2 separate regions of the Homo sapiens genome follow, and region 1 is linked to region 2. Evidence: chromatin loops called from intact Hi-C (ENCODE). Cell type or tissue: CD4-positive, alpha-beta T cell. All regions are shown on one strand. Links, peaks and the distances in the headings refer to the core of each region. The heading gives the core; the rest is flanking DNA.

Region 1 (9,242 bases), core at 3,377-7,376, 81 kb after region 2:
TATATCATTTTCCTTCTCACTGTGATATGTAGAATATATCACACCAAAATTGTGGTTGACCCAACACTCCAACCAGTGTCCTATTTTATTCACTCTGTATTTCTTAATCTATTCAATAAATATTACTAAATCCATTTGCTGTGCTAGATGCTGAGGGAGGTGTGTGACACAGCCTGTAGTCTAGTAGGGGAGGTAGGCATTAAATAATTAACTCCAGTCAATTTCAGTGCTATATATGAAAAAGACAATTCACTCCTTTTTATGACTTGACTTACAGCTCACAGTGCCCAGAAAACTGGGATTCTTGATAGAATGCGCCACATATATCCTAATTAGCAACAATCACTAGTTTGGCCCCATAATGTACATACCTAACACACACTTTCACAGGCAAGAGAAGAAAATACCTATCATCATATTATGATCAAAGTATTTTGAAGTAAAAATACTTCCTCATTATTTCTTAGAATACTGCATACAGCAATTCCTTTAAAAGCAGACTCTACTAGCATGTTTCCCACTGAACAGAACTGTTTGTCCATTTAACCAAAAGGTATTTATTGCCCGGGAATTCATTAGTTCATTATTTGAAGAAATACGTATATTGGGCAAGAATGTAAATCAGGCTGTTTAGTTATCACATGAAAATGCATAAAACAGTACCCACATTCAAAGAGTTCAAAGAGTCCTTCAGGAAATCAGGTGCCTAAAAGTCAAACTGACCTTTAAAAAAAAAATGTTCATAGCTTCCTCTGTTAAATGAATGATCGTTTCAGAGCTTTCTAAATGCCAAACTCTTTTAATATATTATTTCAATTAGCTTTCACAAGCACTTATGAGGCTTGTTGTATGTTTTTTTTTTCCTTTGAGACAGAGTCTTGCTCTGTCACCGAGTCTGGAGTGCAGTGGAGCCATCTCAGGTTACTGCAACCTTCTCCTGGGTTCAAGCAATTCTCCTACCTCAGCCACCCGAGTAGCTGGGACTACAGGCGTGTGCCACTGTGCCTGACTAATTTTTGTTTTTAGTAGAGACGGGGTTTCACTCTGTTGGCCAAGTTGGTGCGTACTCCTGGCCTCAAGTGATCCGCCCACCTTGGCCTCCCAGAGTGCTGGGATTACAGGCATAAGCCACTGTGCCCAGCTGTATCTTCTTTTACCGATGAGGACACTGACAGGTTGGTATCACCTCTTTCCTAGTCTATATTGCAGCCACTCCCTTATTGAAGTTTCTGACTCCAAGTCCTACTCATCCTAATCTACCTGCAGCTTTTAAGGTGTCATTTTTCTAAAACTTAAATATGATCCTATCATTGTTCTTCTTAATAGCCTACAAAGATTTCAGGGAAAATGAAAATGACGAATATAAATTATACTGCACACACTATTTATAATAATATTTAGCCACTTAAAATTAAAACACATAAAAATGTGGGTAAAGCTCATGGTAAAATAGTAACTACAAATAATTACAAGTCACAATCTTTGCAATTATGAGAAATGTTTAAGTAAGCACCTGATAAAAAAAAGGAAAAAGCAAAAGTGATAACAGTTGCTTAGAATATTGTTTCAGAACACCTTTTAAGGTTACCACACTGTTTTAATTTTTAAAGTGGAAGAGAAAGTGCTTTAGCACTGTTGATAGCTGCCACCCTGCCCTCAAGATAAAGTGAATCTTGAGTCTTACAGCCCTTTCTCATATCTGTATCAACATACATTTTAGCCTAATTTCTTACTAACTCCTCAGTATATTCTTGAACACTGCATTAACTTTCATGTCTAACTGCAAACCTCTGCCCATGCTGTTACCAGTGTGGATATGGTCTCTGGTTTTTCTACCTATTTAAATGTCACTTTGTATGGAATTCTATTTCATGTTTAGGCACACTGCATGAAATTATTACTTCAACTATCAGGTTCTTTCACAATTCACAACTTCTTGAGAGCATGGAACATATCCTATGTATTTTTAGTATTTTCTCAATGCCTAGTGTAAGACATATGGCAGAGAGTAAGTGTGCAACAAAATTGTGTTAATATTCATATTTTTCATAAGTGAAAACAATTTTTTTGTTGATATGATGCTTTGATGGTTTCTGATTTAAGGTTAGGATGTTAAACGGACTCTATTTTTACATGACCATAATTCTACTCCCCAATTCTGTTCCTAAATCTTTAGTGAGCTAAGAATTCAGATTCATGGTAAGGTTAGAATTGTGCTGGACTGCTTGTGACTTCAACTATCCATCTTCCATGGTCAGTTCTTGATCAACTGATACAGTTTGGGTGTTTGTGCCCTCCAAATCTCATGCTGAGATGTATTCCCCAATGCTGGAGATGGGACTTGGTGGGAGGTTTTTGGTTTTGGGGGTTGGCTCTCTCACGAATGCCTTGGTGCCATCCTCACAGTAATGAGTGTTCTTGTGAGATCTGGTTGTTTAAAGAGTGTGGACCTTCCCTCTCCTGTCTCCCTCTCTTGCCAAGTGATACATGGTTCCCCTTCACCTTCTGCCATGATTGTAAGCTCCCTGAGGCCCTCACCAGAAGCAGATGCCAGCACTACGCTTCCTCTACAGCCTGCAGAACCATGAACCATTTAAACCTCTTCTCTTTATAAACTACCCAGTCTCTGACTGCATGCAGTGGCTCACACCTGTAATCCCAGCACTCTGGGAGGCTGAGGCAGGTGGATCATTTGAGTTCAAGACCAGCTTGGCTAACATGGTGAAACCCGATCACTACTAAAAATACAAAAATTAGCTGGACAGGGTGGCGGGCACCTGTAATCCGAGCTACTGGGGAGGCGAGGCAGAAAAATCACTTGAACCTAAGAAGCAGAGGTTGTAGTGCCAATGCACTCCAGCCTGGGTGACAGAGTGAGATTCCATCTCAAAATAATAATAATAATAATAATAATAATAATAATAATAATAATAATAATAATCCAGCCTCACATATTACTTTATAGCAATGCAAGGACTAACTAACACACCAAATGAAGGCCAAATTTCTTACTTTGCTTACTCTTCAAAATACTTGTAAAGCATCATGATCCAGATGTGCTGGAGATTGAGGATGAAAGATAAAAGAAGAAAGAATCTATACTCTCAAAAATATCACTGCTTAGGTTCCCTAGAAGCAGAGCCTAAGACAAGGATTTGGATGCACATGATTTATTAAGGGAGTGTTGTCAGATGAAAAGGAGAGAGGAAAGTAGGGTAGGAAAGGGAAAGCAGCTAAGTGAGAATGTGGTATTAGCATAAGTCTAACTTCAGCCTGATGTCACGGGGAGCACTAGAGCATGAATTGCCCCAGAGTTGACCTAATGAAGTGAGGGCACTGGCTTTTTGTATTCCCCATGTCAGTTAGTCATCAGATATGAGCTGATAGTGCTGGGAGATGGGCACATAAGGTTTGGCAAAGTAAATGTTTTTCAGCTACAAGTGATTCTGAAGAGAAGTGGGGGCTGTGAGCCAATAGCAGCTAACACTGACGGAAACTGGGCATTTTACAGGCTTGGTAAAAGGGATCTGGCCAGGGCACCAAAGGTGACTAAAGTCACAGGAAAGCAGCACAACCTCCAAGTGACAACATACTCCGCTCTTTAAAAAAATATAAAGCAGCAAGGAAAGAGGCATTTTGAAGGGTAAAAATCATAAGATTTATAACTTAACCAGCAGTGTTTCTAGCTCAATCAGCAGTTGCTCATATTTATCTGTACATCCTGACATTATCTGTAGACGGTCCTTAAAACCTGACTCTTCCCTTAGCTGTGTCCTGTAAGATATGGATATTTCTTAGTTGCTGTTTCTAGCTGTGCATCTTGAAATTGCATTCTTGGATTATTTTAATCTTATCAAAGCCTTTATATGCGTGACTCTGACTGAAAATGGAGGGCTTCTTCATTTCCACAGAACAACTCCTACCTGGCTGATCAGATAGCAGCTGGATTATTCTTTTAAAAACAGTTGATTCTCTGTATAAAGCTTGTGCACATCAGGCTTGCTTTTTTTCCCCCAAGTCAGAAATCAAGTTCAAGAAGAATTTCAAGCTGACATAAAAATAATTCCCCTCAAAAGTCTAAAATGTCATTCTCTACAGCCTATACTAAACTTTTCACATGGAAATGGTTACGAACATCTGAGTATTGCATGATTGAACCATAGCATTCATTTTTTTCCCCAGCAAATATTTATTAGACACTTACTAGGTTCAAAAATTACACTAAATGACATGATAGATAAAATGATTAAATCAAATGAAACTTCAAATTTGAAAGAAATACTGGACACTATCACATCTGTGAAACTTTTATTAGCAGTAGAAATTTAAAAAATAAAATCATACGTAGGGACCCAATATATGAAACACTGAGAGCACAGACACAGTAGCTGAAACAGAAATAAGATACCACAGCCTTGAATGCTCTGACTTCATTTTGCCCCACATTCTTGAAAAATCACTCATTCAAGTGCATTTATAGTTTGGGCAACCTAGATTTGAACAGGTGATTTGGCTAAACGTACACGACTGCTTTGTAGAACCCAGGTCATCCGACACCAAGCTTGGTACATTTTCTTTCAAACTGCAGCTAAAGATATACTTCCCATCCTCTGGCACTTTGCACTTTGTTTGAAAAGAAAATAAATGTTCAATAATGATACAAATTGCATGACACTAATGCTATATAAATGCTGCAGAGTAATTTACATAAGACTGGGAAATGTGAAATGAATCATTCACAGAAGAAACTGATGAAGTAATTTCAATGTCTACATAAAATTTCTCAGTGTTTCATGTAAGAACAGACTATGGTAATTATCTTTTGTTGTTATTGTTGGGGAGGAAAGTAACTAATGAGTAAATGACAAATAACCAAACTCCAAATCAATTTAAAAAAAATCAGCTATGCTCCTTTCCCCTAACAACCCAAATACTTCCAAATGTTTCTACAATCAAAACTGCTTGGGCTGGGCTTTATTTATCCTCCCTTCTTTAGCCTTCAATTTGTAGATCTTGAACTAATTTAGAACAGTTTAAAGAACACCAAAAGTTAAGTGACAAAGACAAAGAGATGCACTGCCTCCTACACTCTTTCCCTGTAAGAAAAACACTGGAACGGTCCAGTGACCTGTCTGAGTCAGCATCCTCAATCTCATGTCCTGTCTTTCCTGCACCCTCACCCTGTGTCAGGGTCCTCCGGCTGTGATAAGCTCCCAAATTGCAAGTGTCACAGGCTTCAGTGGACCAGTGTATTCGCAGTCACAACAGCAAGGACTTGCTGTGGAAAGAAGGTGCTATTTGAACAGTTCAAGTGCTTCTGGTTTGCTGTGTCTGCTCTGATCGCAAAATTCTATCTGATTTTGACCTGCGACCTATCTCTAATGTCCAGCTTCTTGTACAACGCAGACTCCTGAGGCATCCTCGGGCTGCTGCCTCTCACCTTCAGATGCCCTTTGAGCCCTGCCTCCTGACTTAATCTTCCCTTCCAATCACTGCTGGTTGGTTTCTGCCCCACCTTACCCTCTTGCTTCTGGGCTCTATGCTGTGTTTTTCAGCCCCTTTGTGGTTTTCTTCTTTCTGGCATCTGGTTGTGTGTGAAGAATCATGCTGCCTGCACTAGTTTAGCCAGTTATGCGGTTCAGATCAGCAACAGGAGATGGGTTATTCCGTTAAAGGATTGTAAAGGCCACAGCTCTAATAGCTTCAGCTCGCCACACTTCTAGGAGAGAAATTCTAAATTCTGATTATAGATAATCCAGGAAATTTTAAATCAAATATATGAGTCATTATTTATTATGTGTTAACAGCCTATACATTTATTGTAACCAGATATAAAAAGTCAAGTAAACATCGCATATGAACTGTCAACTTAACTGTAAGGGTGAAAACATTCCCCTCTTTAAGAAGGATGAAAAGATGCAATAATTCCAGCTTCCAAGGATGAAAGGCCTCCAGGGTTTTGTAGATTCTACATTTTAAAAAATATTTTAGATCAATAACATGAAGAAAGGAGTCAGTAGCACCTGTCACAGACACAGACATGGTTACTGAAGCAGTATCAGCTTAGTGCATATTATATCATATGTCACTGCGGGAATATCAGCCACGAGAAGAAGAAAAGCACCCTCAGGACAATATTGCCTGGACCTGACCCCAGATCTTATTTTCTTGAATGACAGATATTTTTAAAAAATCATTTTTGGTAACCCAGAGGTACACCCCAAGCCAGTTCTAAATTACGTGATCTTCCCAGGAAGAAAGCAGCTGTTTTTATGTCTGAATAGCTGATAGGAAGGTAGGTGAAGATACTACAGGGCTCTTTGGGAAGTTGGTAGGGATAGATGTAGGAAATCTAGGAGAACATGCTTCTAGTATTTCTAAATTTTTTTCTAGTTGGTTATACTCCCTGAGTAATAACTTGGAAAAAGCGCTACTGATTTTGGAATATAAGGGTAGCACTTGGGGCCTGGCACAAACGACAGAACTAAGCTTTTAATTTGACAGTGGATTTTATTGGAGAATATCAGGAGATACTGAGGTATAATGGATACATCTTGGCAGAAAGTGAAAGTTATTGAAGTCAGATTTAGAGCATGAAAATCCAGCTGACAAATCTCTCATTCCAAAGAGTTTAGGACTATATTCAAACTTCATGAGATCATAACTATCTTCACAGTTTCCACTGCCAGATTTCTGAGGATTTTAGAACAGCATATGTCTGCTATTATTGCATTCAAATAAATTTTTGTTTTATTTTACTGATACATGGATTTGAAAGTCAAAGGAAATGGTGGCTTTACATTTAATGAAAGCTTTTGTGTTTAAAAGGTAAAATTGGGGTAGCTGAGCACAGTGGTGCATGCCTGTGATCCCAGCACTTTGAGAGGCCAGGGTGAGAGGATTGCTTGAGCCCAGGAGTTTGAGATCAGCCTGGGCTACGTAGAGAGATCTAGTTTCTACAAAAAATAAAATTGTTTAATTAGCTGAGTGTGATGGCTTGTGTCTGTGGTTCCAGCTACCTGAGAGACTGAGGGGGGAGTATTTCTTGGGCCCAGGTGGAAGCTGTAGTTAGCTATAACACTCTAGCCTGGGTAACAGAATGAGACCTTGTCTCAAAAAAAAAAAGTTAAAGTAGGGGATAAAAGATGAATTTCACAAGTCAGGAATAGTTCAGTACACAACATTGGGTTTGATTAGAGTCCTCTGAGTGCCAAAGAGGATGCGGACACCTCAAATACCACTCATATTTCTATTCTTTATATCTTCATACGAAAAGATATACTTCGGTACACTTAGGACCATCTTCTTGAATCCAGACTGGTCCTCCAGTACAAGCTGTACCTCTTGTCAATAACTGTGTAGACTAAACCGTTCTCAAACTTACATTATTATCATTATTATGTTTTTTATACAAAGGGCAGTACATTCTTTTCACCAGAAACATCTATGTGCACAGTTAGAGGGATTAAAGTCTAAACACCTGTCACCATAGAAAAAGGCAGCTAAGGCAGCCCAATCAACTTCTCCCTTGTGTTTTCAGAAATAAACCAACAACATGATAGAAAAGCTATAAGATGTATTCAAATCGATGACCAATTTTTGATTAGCAGCATTTCAACCACCACAATGTTTAATACAACTTCCCTTTGCTAAGGAAAAAGAATCCGTAAACTCTTCTTTGAAGAAATATACTTGCATGTTTAACAAGCTGTATTCATTCACACATTTATATCTTCATGCAGTCAGTACAAAATTATTAAATATACACAGTACTGTAAATGTTTTGGTTTAGGGACTGATACAGGGGGAAAAAAATCAAAAGCAACACTCCAAGGTTGTAAACCTATAGTCCCTTTAGATTTATTAAGTAGGCCATCAAAGAAAAAATAAGACTGTTAAAGTTTTATAATTTACAACTTCTCTTTGGAGAATGGAGTAGTTGTATGAGACAGTTGTTTTGGTTTGTTTTGTTGTTAATTTGAAAAAGAAGGGTTAGACAATCAGAAGTAGGTGTTCAAGATTTGATGACTGAAACATCAATTGGTGTTATGTCAAGTATATAAGTCCTTAATAAATACGTGTGGATTGTGTGAAATGTTTAAACTGAAAAGTGAAAAATCTGTTAAAGATACACATTTTAAGTAATATGAAATGTTTCACAGCAATGTCAGAAAACATATTACCAAGGAGAAAGATAAAAGTGAAACAGACATGAAAATTTGCAAACTACTTAGTTTACATCCATTTATGCTGGTTAAAGAAAATTTAGACAGTGGTCATTTTCTGATATTTAAAATGTCTTTTTATTCAAAAGATGATGCAGATTAAAAACAATTACATTGGCTGGGCACGGTGGCTCAAGCCTGGCAGCCCTTTGAGAGGCCGAGGCGGGCAGATCACTTGAGGTCAGGAGTTCAAGACCAGCCTGGCCAACATGTTGAAATCCCGGCTCTACAAAAAATACAAAATTATCCAGGCGTTGTAGCAAGTGCCTGTAATCTCAGCTACTTGGGAGGCTGAGGTGGGAGAATCGCTTGAAACTGGGAGGCAGAGGTTGCAGTGAGCTGAGATTGTGCCACTGCACTCCAGCCTGGGTGACAAGAGTGAAACTCTGTCTCAAAATAAATAAATAAATAAATAATTACATTAATGCTCTTTTTATCAAAACATTACTGAATCCTTCGCTGCTTACTGCCAATGTCATCTGGACACAAAACGACAACATGGTAATGATACAATATAAGGCAAGTTGGGATTTCACCTTATGATCTGCCACTTGAAGATATACTCATAAAAATATATCATATTTCCAAGTGTGGACATATCTGTATTCTATTTTAGGAAACAGAAAAAAAAATTCCAAGTTTCTATTTGCTCATGGAAGATTGAGAGCAAAATCTTCTACAGAGCCACCAGGGACAGACATTACAAATAAGAAGTGATATTGAAGGTAAAGTTCTATAGCAATGGTTCTCAGTATAGCAGATAGTGCCTTCTGGAGGCATCTAGGAAATGTGTAGGGACACTTGGGTCTCCCAGTTAGATTAAGACTCTATAATATTTAGTGGGAAAGGGCAGGGCTGATAGACATCCTGAGATCTACAGGACAGTCTGCATAATTAGTAGTTGCATTTGGTGATTCTCAGAATAGTGGCAAACATCAGAGTATTCTTTCTGTCTTCTAATGTGGTTGTGTTCAACAGTTTAGGCAATAAGCATATGTTTTAGTTCCTTTAGCTCTT
Region 2 (9,242 bases), core at 2,062-6,061:
GATCCAACTCACAGTGAGATCACTTATTCCATGGACACATCCTGTAGTCATTTCTCTAGTCTCCAAATGTCCGATTCAATGGATATCTTGGTGGCTGGAAAAGCTCCACATTGGTTTCTTGATCTGTGAGATGAGAACTATGTGTAGTGGGGGGAAATCAAGGGGATTTCTCTGAAACTTCCTCACAAGAGAGTAAGTCAAGACTAATATTGCCCAACTCAATGAGTGTACTAAAACACATTGAGTTATGCAGTTTAAATAGGTGAATAGTATGATATGTTAATTATATCTCATTAAAATGTTTAAAATTGCAATTTGGGGAAATGGCATACAGTAATGTTACCTTTAGACACCTAGAAAATGCACCTTAACATATCTCCATTTCATTTACCAATCTGGCACCTAGAGAAACCAGATACATCCTCTTGGTAACGGTGGTTACTGCAAACTCAATTAAGCAGCAACTCCAATTAAAATTGGCATTTCAGATATATTATCTTTACTAGCACAAATTAACATGGACTTGGGAACATGGTATATAGCCATTGACCTAGCAAATTTGTTATTTTCATTTCTATCAGGGAAGAGGACCTAAAGTAGTTCACATTCACATGAGATAAGCAATAGCATCTATTTGTGATCTTGCCCTGGAGCTGCAGTATTTCTGACACTCTGTTGTAATATAGCTGGAAGCAACCTGCACATTTGGACATTTCCAAAAAAAAAAAGAATTCTTTCAATTCAATGAAAAACTGCTAATTAGACCTGATGAACAAGAAATGGCAAATACATCGTAGGCTTTGGTAAGAAACAATCACTTCTGATGGCAGCAGAGAAACTCTACAAAGAATCAGTGACATGCCACATCAGTAAAGATTTTAAGAGTTTAAGAGGCAGGCCGGGTGCAGTGGCTCCCACCTGTAATCCCAGCAATTTGAGAGGCCAAGGAGGGTGGATCACGAGGTCAAGAGATCGAGACCATCCTGGCCAACATGGTGAAACCCTGTCTCTACTAAAAATACAAAAATTAGCTAGGCGTGGTGGCAGATGCCTGTATTCCCAGCTACTTGGGAGGCTGAGGCAGGAGAATCACTTGAACTGGGGAGGTGGAGGTTGCAGTGAGCCAAGACTGCACCACGGCACTCCAGCCTGGCAACGGAGCCAGACTCTGTCTCATAAAAAAAAAAAAAAAAGAGACAGGGACTGGTTGGAATCCTGTCATGACCATCATTTTGAAGGAAAAAAAAAGAGTGTAGCGGTGGGTCAGACTGAGACATACAAATATAAAGAACAAAGAACTGTCCAAATTAGAGAACTAAGAATTGCATTTTGAGCCGCTAAAGTAGAAGGATGTGTAATGCCTAGCAGAACTCTCCCAATTCTGGAGGCAGTATATATGCCATACTTGGGAAAACTATATCATCCCATTTACTGATAAGGAAGGTTACTGACTTTAAACGGGGTCCAGAGCAGGAAAGGGCACTGCAACAGTTCCGAGCTGCCGTGCATACAAGCATTCCTGCTGCTTGGGCCCTTCGATCTGGCAGACCTTCTTATGTTAAAGTTATCTGTGTTGGGAAAGATGCCATATGGCATTTAGGGTACCACCAAATAGAAGAGTAACAGTATGGGTTCTGGAGCAACAGTATGGGTTCTAAACATCTCCATATTGTCTGATGTTTAGATGATTGAGCATCATTCTAAAAATAGATGTTGGTTTTTGACTGGGTCCTGGTAGAAATGGAGCATCTGAACCTGGATGCACAGTGACAGAACTACCCACCTTGAGTTGGGTTATCTCAGACCCACCAAGTCATAGGGTCAATCAGACCTAGCAGTAATCAATCCATTGTAAAATGGAATTGGTATCACTTGGAGCAAGCAACAGTAGTGAAGTCAACTGCACAATCGAATAGTTCAGAAGTCTGTGCCATCCACTACTGCTGCACCAGTACCCTTCTCTCATCAAACAGCTATAGTAAATGAGAGAAGTCTTTTATGGCCAGCTGACACAGGAGGCAGAGGGCCATGCAAAGTTCATAAATTGGTTAGTTCAGCACATGGGTGCACGTTGACAATAGACTGCTATTCTACTGCAGGCCCACTTAGTGGTGGCCTTGAAAGACAGTGGCTAGAAGAAGAAATTATAGCACTCAGTAAAGTTTTGGGCAGTGCCTCTGGTCATGCACTTTGCAGGAAAATATAAGTAGACATATATGCATGGATTCATGGATAATGACCAGTGGCTTGGATCTTTGCTTGGGGCCCTGGAATGAAAAAAAAAATTGTAAGATTGCAGACAAGGAGATTTGGGGAAGATATATGTGGGTAGAATTATCAGAGAAAGCATATTGCATATTAAAACTAGAGAATATCCACCGAAACCGAGTGGACAGAATTATACAGCTAATCGATGTTTACACAGCTTCTGTTCTTAGCCACTGCCAAATGGCTGGGGTGACAGCCACTGACAGGTGGTTGCAAGTTCAGTACATTGGATTTCATCTATGCTAGAATAACCAGTGATTTATGTTGATTGGAATCAACAGTTATTCTGGGTATGGGTTACCTTTTCTGCTTGAAGGGCTTTAACCAGTACCATTCTCCAAAGGTTTATAGAGTTTTGATCCACCAATACAGATCCCATGTAACAGTAAATAAAACCAAAGGAACTATTTTAAAGCAAAGGAAGTTCATCAGCAAGCTCATGGTCACGGGATTCACTTGTCCTCTTACTTTCTATACTACCCAGAAACCATCAGATGATGGAGTGATAGAGTAGCTTATTAAAAGTACAGATGCAGCACCAGTTTGGATGTAAAGATGAGGCACCAACTTGGATAATAGGGCACTATCTTTCATGATGAGACACTTAACACATTGATATTCATTATATTGTGTTGTGCTCCCCATATGTAAATACATTGCAACAGGAACCAAGGGGTGAAAGTAAGAGTGGCCTCAATGATCATCAAGCTGAGTGACTTACTTGGAAGTTTGTATTCTGTACCTTTAACTCTAGGCTCTTTTAGCTTTAGAGATTTAGGAACACTCCCTCCCACCAAAGGACAAAGTGAGAGTCCCATTAAACATTAAGTCAAAGTTGACCTCTGGTTACCTTAGTCTCTTTATACCTAGAGCTTGGTGGGAAAAGAACAATGTCAACATCCTTGCAGGTATAATTGATCCTGATCTTCAGGGGGAGACAAGGCTGATGGTATACAATGTGGGCAGGGAAGGATTCATTTGGCATCAAAGTGATGCACTGGCGTATCTGTTGGTGTCCACTATTAACAGGTAATAGTCAAGTATAGCAGCTGTGCTTGAGAAATACATGGGGATTAGGAGCTCTCACTCCTCTTGGACGAAGGTCTGCATCACTCAACCACGTGAGCCATCAAGACAAGCAGAGGAGCTAGTTAAGGGTGAAGCAAACTTAAAATGATAAATATCCTTGAAATTAGCCACAGCACCGGAGTTTGTAGTTTGTACTGTTAATCTTCCTCTTGTATGTTTCCCTGGTGGTAGAGACCAACCATAATCTTGTAGGAGCTGCCTCCAGACAGGGTGAATTCACTACATTATATGAAGTAAAAGATCCAGAGACACACAGGAGTGAACTGTAGTGAACGCTATAGCGTTAGACACACAACTTTCTTTAAGGCCATGCACCCATCATCCAGCTGCCAGAATTGTTGACTACTGACAGCACTTAGCTGAATGCCCCTCCAGATATCACCCATGGTTGGTGGAAGCTTCCTCATTTAAGGTTCTGTCCTTTGCCTCTGGGTAGGCTGCAGCCAATGACCGGTTCATGGAGCGATACAAAGGCCTGGCCTCTGCCTCAATGGAGGCAACCCTGAAGAGGCACCCGAGACTTGTTAGAACTGCCTGGTGGTTAAACTCCTTCTGCTCAATCCTGCTTCCCTCAACTGGCATGTGTGTAGTTCTCAGGAACACTACCCAACACACTGCCTGCATGCTAATCTCCATTTCCGGGTCTCTTTTTGGGGAAGCTAACCTGCAACATTTGCCAACTCTGCTAGAATAATACTTCCTTTTTTTCTTACCTAGCCATTATAAATGTATACGTGATGTTATTCTTTCTCGGACAATAAATAGTACTTTTAAACTCATGTTTAAATGATTCTTTCATGTCTCCTGAAGGCCTGGTGTCAAATTCCACTGAACCCTCTTTCCTTTGCCTTTTTCCTAAGATTGCCAGACCTGGGTACCTGCAGGCACAGCTGAGGAGACCTGGCATTTTCTCATCTACTCTTCAAAAGTGCCATGATCTAGTTCCTCTATTGCTACAGCAATAGCATAAAGACAAACCTTGCAATGGCCTCTTTTAATATGAAACAATTCAGTTTTTACTTTACCAAAGCCACCAATTTCCTGTACTTTTAAGCCTTTGTCTCACTTCAAGAACCACAAAACACAATCATTAACAAACACCAACAGTATTTCTCAGTCTTAATTCAAGTTTGATGTTTCAGTTTAAGTTCTACCACAGAAAAAAGTCTCCAGAAAAGTGTCCTTTTTGGTTGCCTGGATAACTTTTCATTAACAAAATAAAGTCCAAACTCCTGTCAATGTTAGGTCCTTTGTGCTTTGTCTTTAAATGAATCTCCACTCTGATCCTGCTAAACTGATTGGTATACAATTTATATCTCGTCCATTTTTTGTAGTACTCTCCTCTCTCATGGCTCTTCCACCTATTAGTCAAGCCCCATCTCTTATAACATCTGTGATGAAGTTTTGTATGACCAACAGAGAGAAAAACAGAGTGGTGGGCCCCCAATCGCTTATGGGAGAAAGACCATAATCCCTCCCACAGCTTGGAAGGTCCTGTATGGGACAGCTTCTCTGTCCAACTCCAGCTTTCTCTGGCACATTGCTTTCTGAGTTTCAGTCCCATTCACATTTTTCTCTTTGTAGCACCGACGTTCTTCCTGCCAAAGGGTTATTTGGATACCTTTCCTCATACTTCTTACATTGCCTCTGTCCTGGAAGCTCTAGTCTTTTGCAAGAGCTTCCTCATATTCTTTCAGATCTAATATCAGTTTTCACTTCCTCAGGGAAACTTTACCCTATTTCCCAGAATAGGTAAGAATTCCATTACGTGCTCTCACAGAACCCATAATTCTGCTTATAGCTGTAGCTATGTTCTAGTTACCCTGTATTTCTTATTTAGTGCTTTTCTTATTAACTTAGTCAAGGTTTGGGTAGAAAATCAGAAATAGGCACTTTATGACAAGCATGGTGACTCACATCTGTAATCCTAGCACTTTAGGAGGCCGAGGCAGGTGGATCGCTTGAACCCAGGAGTGTGAGACCAACCTGGGCAACACAGCGAAACCCCATCTCTACAAATAATACAAAAAATTAGTGGGGCATGGTGGCCTGCACCTGTGGTCCCAGCTACTCAGGAGGCTGAGGTGGGAGGATTGTTTGAGCACAGGAGGTCGATGCTGCAGTGAGCCATGTTCATGCCACTGCACTCCAGCCTGGACAACAGAGTGAGACCATATCTCAAAAATAAATAAATAAATAAATAAGACATACCCACTTTAGGCCAGGCGTGGTGGCTCACACCTGGAATCCCAGCACTTTGGGAGGCCGAGGCGGGTGGATCACGAGGTTAGCAGATCGAGTCCATCCTGGCCAACATGGTGAAACCCCATCTCTACTAAAATACAAAAAATTAACTGGGTGTGGTGACGTGCGCCACTAGTCTCAGCTACTCAGGAGGCTGAGGCAGGGGAATCGCTTGAACCCAGGAAGTGGAGGTTGCAGTGAGCCGAGATAGCACCACTGCACTCTAGCCTGGCAACAGAGCAAGACTCCAACTGAAAAAAAAAAAAAAAAAGACATACCCCACTTTAGGTATGTCGAGGAGGAAGGGACTAAATATAGGAATGTAAGACTTACACAAGACTTTGGAAGGGAGGAAGAGCAAAGCCTGGGAGGAAACTGACATCAGAATTCAGGAGCCCATAAAGTGCAGGAGTCATTTGTGATCTGGGCTGAGCCTCTGTGGTGAATTTGTAAGCTAAGGCCTAAAAGCTGCTGGCAAAACCTCCTATGAGCCATCTGCCAAAGCCCATGCAGTTCTCTTACACGCCGTAGGAGATTACTACCTTCTGCTTCTTTTCTTCCTTCTAAATCTCTTGCAAACCTCTCTCATTACCAGAATCTAATCTGCTGGTAAGCATTTTAGGCAATGTAGTTCGGCAGCTTCTAGAACAAGTTTGACAAACATTTCTATAAAAAGCCAGATAGTCAATATTTTAGGCTTTAGCTATTGTAGTATAGATTGCACCCACACTAACATTTGAGTTTTGGATAATGATTACACATTACAAACTCCTAGTTTTCATTTGATTCTTCCCCAAAACCTTTTTTTTTTCTTTCTTTTTTTTTTTGAGCTGAGGCCTTTCTCTGTTGCCCAGGCTGGAGTGCAGTGGCATGATCTCGGCTCACTGCAACCTCCACCTCCCAGGTTCAAGCAATTCTCCTGTCTCAGCCTCCCGAGTAGCTGGGATTACAAGTGCCTGCAACCATGTCCGGCTAATTTTTTGTGTTTTTAGTAGAGACGGGGTTTCACCATGTTGGCCAGACTGGTCTTGAACTCCTGACCTCAGACAATCCACCCACTTTGGCCTCCCAAAGTACTGGGATTACAGGTATGAGCCACTGCGCCTGGCCCCGCTAAACCATTTTAAAATGTAAAAATTATTAATTTGTGATCAGGACAAACAGGTGGCAGGTTAGATTTGGCCCATAGGCAGTTGTTTGCCAACCCTTTGTCTAGACCCTGCAAAACAAGAAGGGTCTTGTACCTAACTAACAAAACTACAATTGTTTTATCATCTCAATGGTATCATAGATGTGAGTTCAGGAAGAGGAGGTGAAGAGCAGGAGCAGATGCTAGAGGATTCTGAGCCACCACTCCTGAAATATACTTGTGGTTTCTTCACATTTTCAAATTCAGTCTTATATTCATATGTATAAGTTACATTTAATCACGAAAAACGGCTGCACACATCCCACTTCGTAATTCTATGGGTCAGATAGCACTCAGTTCTTAATGGTAGCTCCATACCTATATCGCTGGTGTTCCATACCACCATCATCTGCTTCTTTTCCACCAGGGCCAAGAAACAAACTAAAAGCAGCCTTACCAATGGAGGATAGTAGTTTGAAGAAGAGGAATTAGCCTTACTCTAAAACCTCAGCGGTCTGGTGATGTCATTGTTGCTGGCAACAGATTTTATCCCTTTCTGCCACAAATACTTCAAGTACAATTCACTTTGCTGGGTCACAGGTCTAAGTGATGGGTCAGCTTGCACAGAAGCCTGGACCTGCTGCATAACCCCACCTTGCTCTAAATATCCCTTGGAACAGGTAGCTGTATAGGTTACCTGGTGGTTGGGCCAGAGTAGTATATCCAAATATGGAATTTGTCGCGTCCCAGTTTCAATGAGACATACTGAATGCTAGAGCTCTTTCTTTTGTGGACTGTGCAAAGTGAGACAACTTGTTTCTAATTTGAAAAGGAATATTCTGCCATTTTCACAGCATTGTCACACTAGAAACTTCATATGATCACAAGTCTATGAACTTTCACATGGTTTGTCTCCCTTCCTTGGTCATGTGTTTGTCTTCCTAAGGCATCAGGTTGTTAGTTTCTTCCTGATGACATGGTAAAATTAATATGCTCCAACATGGCATTCTACTGGGTGTCAAGATAATCAAGCTCCCTCTAGACCAGGAAGCAGCTATTCAAAGTACGTGCCTGCAACAGTGAGGTAAGGAGCTTCCACCAGAAAATAAATCAATGCACTACTCCTTCATCAAAAAAGTCTTTCTAAGAAAAAAATTGTCAGCTGAGCCAAACGGTGTGCTTAGTGGTATAGTTCACATTCTGGTGCAAACTTCCTAATTCATTGGGGATAAATAAGAAACATGGACCAGAAACCAGTTCACAGATGACACTTTGAGGATCACTGCTCTAGTCTAGACCTCAACATGACAGAGATCAGATATTGTCTTGATAAAAGACAGCAAAGTTGTACTGCTGACCCTCTGGGCAAAGGTGAGGTGTTACAGGTTATAGTTACTGATGGAAACTAAAAAGAAAGCATTTGCTAGGTCAGTAGGTTCATATTGCATGCCAGAAGCTGATGTGTTTTAGTAAAGGTACCAGCCATTTCTTGCCTCAGATTTCCAGGTTTCAATTTCCCCAGGGCAAAAAGTCTGTCTATGCAACTCATCAAATATATAAGTGACTCAACTCCATATACGATTTGATGAACTGTGTTTTAGGGGAACTTCTGGAACCAATTACAGTATAAGTCAAGAGTTCAGCAGGAAATTGATGGCATACTCAAATAGTTAATTGAGGGATTTTTGTTGTTGTTGTTGTTGTTGAAAAGACTATTTACAGTAGTACCAATAAGGGTTGGTAAAGCACCCAAGAAGTAACAAAGCTATAAGTTATCATCCCTGGGCCTGAATGGAGACAAGAATAAAGCAGTGTTACTGGAACCTGGAGGGCTGAAGTTATGGGGCAAATGGCTCCCTCCCAGGACATTGATAGAGGAATTGCAGCCATTATAAAAAATGTGGACCAGTATGGGGAATGTACCACCTCCCTTTCCTCCCACCAGCTGGTCTTTTGTTGGTGCCTTGCCTTGGCCAAACCAACTCTAAGGCAGAAAGCAAGGGACCCCGGGTGATGCAGATTCAAGAAGTTAGCCTCCCATAACAGAGAGCCAAGTAGAGAAGGGCAGAGACTGATGCTTAAGAGGCAAATAGAGAATAACATTCATTCATACATAAGAGAAAGTTTTGATAAAACAGGTTATATCTCCACAATCAAATATCATACAGTAATTTTTAAAATGAACTAGATTTCCAATGTAAATAAATCTCAAAAACATATTAAGAGAAAAACAGTAAGCAGCAGCAGGGTACCCACAGTCTAACATTTACATAACATTTAAAATCCAGTAAAACCATATTTTATGGATATATAAATATGGAGGAAAAAGATGTTCTTGCAGCTGGGAATGCAGTTCTGTATACATTAGTGTTATGGGTTGAATATATCTGAAAATATCCCCATTCTACCCTCACAACTTGAATAATTTGGCTGGGTGTGTTTTATATTGCTGTATGTTGTGGGTTGGGCTGTGTCCTCCAAAAATATATGTTGTCTGAATCCTCAGCACCTT

The links. A loop is a pair of places that touch in the nucleus more often than their neighbours do. Peaks named below come from ENCODE experiments on the same cell type or tissue, not always from the same donor. Only the 100,000 strongest peaks of a DNase experiment are listed, where the experiment ranks them.
Region 1: a loop joins it to region 2, with 2.0 times the contacts of the local background. A loop is called at or near these places in 1 of 110 quality-filtered maps.

The regions. Positions count from the first base shown.
Region 1 is chr6:128,026,749-128,035,990 of GRCh38, forward strand. All of the region lies in intron 13 of PTPRK (protein tyrosine phosphatase receptor type K), which reads right to left. It overlaps PTPRK-AS1 (PTPRK antisense RNA 1), which reads left to right and starts at 1,117. Exons shown (of 5, transcript NR_125849.1): 1 at 1,117-1,175. In CD4-positive, alpha-beta T cell, for the core only: no CTCF peak of the experiment used is centred there; no DNase peak of the experiment used is centred there.
Region 2 is chr6:127,946,987-127,956,228 of GRCh38, forward strand. No RefSeq gene overlaps it. Among named protein-coding and RNA genes, the nearest start is that of THEMIS, 51 kb to the left of the region's middle. In CD4-positive, alpha-beta T cell, for the core only: no CTCF peak of the experiment used is centred there; a DNase peak (open chromatin) is centred at 4,385; H3K4me3 peaks cover 819 bases; H3K27ac peaks cover 1,217 bases.